Regions from separate parts of the Homo sapiens genome. Here region 1 is linked to region 2. A link is an interaction called in ENCODE POLR2A ChIA-PET data of the cell type or tissue named here. Cell type or tissue: MCF 10A. All regions are shown on one strand.

Evidence for each region. Peaks named below come from ENCODE experiments on the same cell type or tissue, not always from the same donor. Only the 100,000 strongest peaks of a DNase experiment are listed, where the experiment ranks them.
Region 1: POLR2A ChIA-PET joins it to region 2 with 7 read pairs; 21 of 35 experiments call an interaction of 5 or more read pairs at or near these places.

The regions. Positions count from the first base shown.
Region 1 is chr17:75,277,983-75,280,482 of GRCh38, forward strand. It overlaps SLC25A19 (solute carrier family 25 member 19), which reads right to left. Exons shown (of 8, transcript NM_001126121.2): 6 at 170-353. Among named protein-coding and RNA genes, the nearest start is that of MIF4GD-DT, 7.9 kb to the left of the region's middle. In MCF 10A, no CTCF peak of the experiment used is centred here; no DNase peak of the experiment used is centred here.
Region 2 is chr17:75,123,282-75,125,781 of GRCh38, forward strand. All of the region lies in intron 2 of ARMC7 (armadillo repeat containing 7), which reads left to right. Among named protein-coding and RNA genes, the nearest start is that of NT5C, 7.2 kb to the right of the region's middle. RefSeq lists an enhancer at 692-1,891. In MCF 10A, no CTCF peak of the experiment used is centred here; a DNase peak (open chromatin) is centred at 1,230.

The DNA of each region.
Region 1 (2,500 bases), 150 kb after region 2:
AGTCCTCTCCAAGCAGCTGCAGTTGTTTTGTTTGCCACATTACAGAGCCAGGTACAGAGACCCGCGGTCTTTGATTCGGACAGGAGAACTTTAGCTCCTTTGTGATTTGGAAGGGGGTGTTCTGGTGGCTGGGGTGGGAGGGCTCCCTCTCGTGTGAGGGCTGCCTCACCATTTTTCTTTCCTTCGGCTGGTATGGCCCACTTGTACAGGTGCTTCAAGGAGCTGTAGCAAGAGAACTGCAGCCCGGCGTAGGGGAAGATGGCGATCAAGGTGGGAGCCAAGCCTTTGTAGAAAACCTGGGGGCCTTCGCTCCTATACATGGTCCCCACGGCGTGGCGCAGCGTATTATAGACCTGGACACACACACGCACTTTGAATGAGCTCAGTGAAGTGGTTTTAGCCCTGGAACAGCCCATCATAGCTCTGTCCCCTCGCCTAAAATACCAGCTACCAGGAGCGAAACTCCTCCTGCCAGGAAGACAGTCAAGGGAAACGCTGGACAGAGATTCGAAGGATGGCATTTTCCAGAAACTCCCCCTTCTACACATGTATACCACTGTTATATCCACAGGTGTGCACAAAAGTATGTGTCCAGGAGTCACTGCAGCGTCCTGGGGAAGAGCTAAAGACGCGATGTCCATCTGTGGGTGCTGGTTACGTGAATTATGGGACACCAGCTCACGAGAGAATAGTGCAGCTGTTAAAACAGGAAGGTGAGGCCAGGCGCGGTGGCTCACGCCTGTAATCCCAGCACTTTGGGGAGGCTGAGGCAGGCAGATCACTTGAGGCCAGGAGTTTGAGACCAGCCTGGCCAACATGGCGAAAGCCCATCTCTACTAAAAATACAAAAATTAGCTGGGGGTGGTGGCTCATGCCTGTAATCCCAGCTTCTTGGGAGGCTGAGGCACAAGAATTGCTTGAACCTGGGAGGCGGAGGTTGCAGTGAGCTGAGATTGTACCACGGCACTCCAACCTGGGTGACAGGCGGAGACTCTGTCTCAAAAACATAAATAAATAAATAAATAAATAAATAAATAAATAAATAATAAAAATAAAGTAGAGAGGAGGTCTTGCTATGTTGCCCAAACTGGTCTCGAACTCCTGACCTCAAGTGATCCTTCCTCCTTGGCCTCCCAAAGTGCTGGGATTACAGGCATGAGCCACTGCACCCGGCCAAGCATGTTACTTAGAATTATGGAAGGAAATAATCAAAGAAACAACTATAAGTAGTAAAAGTAGTCGCCTCTGGGGATCGGAATCAGGGAGCGGCTGGGTATTTTTTAAAATTATAATTCATGAAGAACTGTCTTTGTAACCTTGATACATCTTATATGTTGTAAAATTTTTTATCGTTCAAGATCATGTTTATAATATGGTTGTGACTAGTCTTAAGGCAGGTGGAGAGTCTTGTAGGTTTTAACCACATCTCTTCCCCTCACTTTCATGACCAGATATTCTCTGATCATTCTAGAATCTAAAATCCAACATGTCAATAGTTGAAGCTAGAGGTAATATGCTATTATCTTTTTTTTTTTTTTTTTTTGAGACGAAGTCTTGCTATGTTGCCTAGGCTGGAGTTGCCTAGGCACAATCTTGGCTCACTGCAGCCCCCACCTCCCAGGTTCAAGCGATTGTCCTGCCTCAGACCCCCGAGTAGCTGTGATTATAGGCACCTGACACCACGCCCAACTAATTTTTGTATTTTTAGTAGAGACGGGGTTTCATCATGTTGGCCAGGATGATCTCGATCTCCTGACCTTGTGATCCGCCCGCCTTGGCCTCCCAAAGTGCTGGGATTACAGGCGAGAGCCATCGCGCCCAGCCCAATTCTTTGTTTTTTTTGAGACAGGATATCTCACTTTGTTGTTTGGGCTGGAGTGCAATGGTGCAATCATGGCTCACTCTCCAGGCTCAAGCAATCCTCTCAACTCAATCTTCCAAGTAGCTGGGACTACAGGTGCACACCACCATGCCTGGCTAATTTTTTTGTATTTTGTAGAGAGCCATGTTGCCCACATCAAACTCTTAAACAAATTATCCTTCCTTTCCCACTAACAGTATCCTAAAGCAGAGTTGAGACAGTGGAAAAATTATTGTTTATAAGCCAGGTCTGGTGGCTCAGCCTTGTAATCACAGCACTTTGGGAAGCCAAGGCAGGAGGATCACTTGAGCCTAGGAGTTCGAGAACAGCCTGGGCAACATGGTGAATGAAACTCCATCTCTACAAAAAATACAAAAATTAGCCAGGTGTGGTACCAAGTGCCTATGGTCCCAGCTACTTGGGAGGCTGAGGTGGGAGGATTGCTTGACCCCAGGAGGTGGAGGCTGCAGTGAGCTGTAATCATACCCCTATACTTCAGCCTGGATGACAGAGTGAGACTCTGCCTTAAAAATAAAGAAAAAAAGCCCAGGCATGGTGACTCATGCCTGTAATCCCAGCACTTTGGGAGGCTCAGGTGGGCGGATCACTTGAGGCCAGCAGTTCCAGACCAGCCTGGCC
Region 2 (2,500 bases):
TTGTGATCCACCCGCCTCGGCCTCCCAAAGTGCTGGGATGACAGGCATGAGCCACCACACCTGGCCTTTGAAGACTTTTTTTTTTTTTTTGAGACCGAGTTTCGCTCTGTCGCCCAGGCTAGAGTGCAGCAGTGCGATCTCTGCTCACTGCAAGCTCCACCTCCCGGGTTCAGGCCATTCTCCTGCCTCAGCCTCCTGAGTAGCTGGGACTACAGGTGCCCACCACCGTGCCCGGCTAATTTTTTGTATTTTTAGTAGAGAGGGAGTTTCACCGTGTTAGCCAGGACGGTCTTGATCTCCTAATTTTGTGATCCACCGCGCCCAGCCTGAAGACATTATTTTTAAGAACTGTAAATATTGCCAGACACAATGGCTCACGCCTTTCATCCCAGTACTTTGGGAGGCCAAGGCATGAGGTTAGGAGTTCGAGATTAGCCTGGCCAACATGGTGAAACCCCCATCTCTACTAAAAATACAAAATTAGCTGGGCGTGGTGGTGCATGCCTGTAATCCCAGCTACTTGGGAGGCTGAGGCAGGAGAATTGCTTGAACCCGGGAGGCGGAGGTTGCAGTGAGCCGAGATCGTGCTACTGCACTCCAGCGTGGGCGACAAGAGCGAGGCTCATACTCAAAAAAAAAAGTACTGTATACTGTTTCATCATATGCATGTACCATAATTTAGCCATCTGGCTATTACCAAGCATTCTAGGAAGCTCCCAGTTTCCACGTTGCTCTTTTTCCATGGCCCTTCTCAGTTCTTCAGGGCAGGTTCACACAGGTAGACCCAGGGAGAAGCTCAAAGCAGCTGTTGCTGTGGCCTCTTGTGGGTCCTCTGGCGCCATCTTGGCTCATCTTTCTGCTCCAGCTCAGACTTCCTGCCCTGAAACTCTGTGCCCTTTTCTTTTCTGGCCCTCACCGCCTTCTTCATCTCTAAGGGACACTACCCGCTAGGCAGAGGAGCTTCAGGAGTTCCCTGCCACTGCGGAGAGGGTCCAAGCAGCTGGTGAGCTCTGGCAGGCACCCGGTCCATCCTTGGAGACTCCTAGGCCTCTGTGTGGGGAGGGAGGGAGAGGGTGGCTCTCCTGAGGCCTCCTCCTGCCCCCACCCTCTGGTTTTCCGCAGTCTGGGTGGCAGTGCCCTGCCCAGGCGCACCTGGGTGTGGTGATGACTCAGCTGCCAGGCAGTGACTCAGGCTTCATCTTATCACACTTTACACAGAGAGAAATCCCATCACCCCACCCGCAGTCCAGTGTGCACAGGAAGGCCGCTCCCGTCAGCTCGGGAGACATGCCGCGGGTGTGTCTGAGCAGAAGAGTCCGACCACAGCACTTCCACTGCCCCTGCTCCAGACTGAGCCTGGCATCTGCCCAAGGCTGGATTCGTTGTCCTTACTGCTTCCAGAGGGCCCCGCCATTTCCCATGGGAGGGCCGCCATTTCCCATGGGAGGGCCGAGGGGCAGAAGGCTCCCATCTCTTTAGCGTTTTGGGCAGCTCACTCAGTCTCTCATAGCCTTGACTTCTCCCATGGAAATGGGGGTGATGTTAGCACTTGTTTCTAGGGTTCAGTCATGTGTCCAGTGCGTGCTCAGTGAAGTGTCCACGGTTCTAGGAACTTGAGCCCTGCCTTATAGCTCCTGGTGGAAGGGACAGAGCAAGGACAAAAGGCAGCCTACAGAATGCCACAGCCACGCTAGGGGCCACCCTGTGCTTTAGCAAGTGCTGAAGTGGGACTGGCAAGGGAGGCTCCAAGGGCCCCATGGGGAGAGGCGCTCAGTCAGGGCCTGCTTGCCCTCTGCTGCTGCTACTCTTTCTCAGGACTCCAGAGAGGCCAAAGAGCTCCTTCCCTCCCTCAGATGTGTCCTGCCTGTGAGCTGCAGCCCAGATCTAAGAACTACAGAAGTCCAGGGTGGGCAGGATGTCAGGGAGCCACACTGTCCAGCCCCCTGACCATCTGCGGTTCTTTGAACCCTTTCCCCCCCGGGTCAGTGCTTAAAGGATCAGGTGATGAAGGGCTGCCCTGACATGGTAGAGCACCTAGTCGGGTATCCCAGGAAGACGCCACTTGCAAGGAGAGCAGTGGAGGGCTTGTTACCAGCAAGAGGGTGTCAGTGTGTGACAACTGGGGGCTGAAAGGTCTCAGGGATGGACTGAGGTTGGAGACTGCAATGAGTGCCAGGGAGAGGGAAGAACAGACAGGACGGCTCAGGGGTAAGGAGCACACGGACATCTGGAATTTACTCCACATGCAGTGGGATCCTTTAATAATGTTCCCCCAGCTGGGCACGGTGGCTCACACCCGTAATCCTAGCACTTTGGGAGGCCAAGATGGGTGGATCACCTGAGGTCAAGAGTTTAAGACCAGCCTGGCTAACATGGCGAAACCCTGTCTCTACTAAAAATACAAAAAAAAAATTAGCCAGGTGTGGTGGCATGTACCTGTAATCCCAGCTACTTGGGAGGCTGAGGCAAGAGAATCACTTGAACCTGGTGGGGCGGAGGT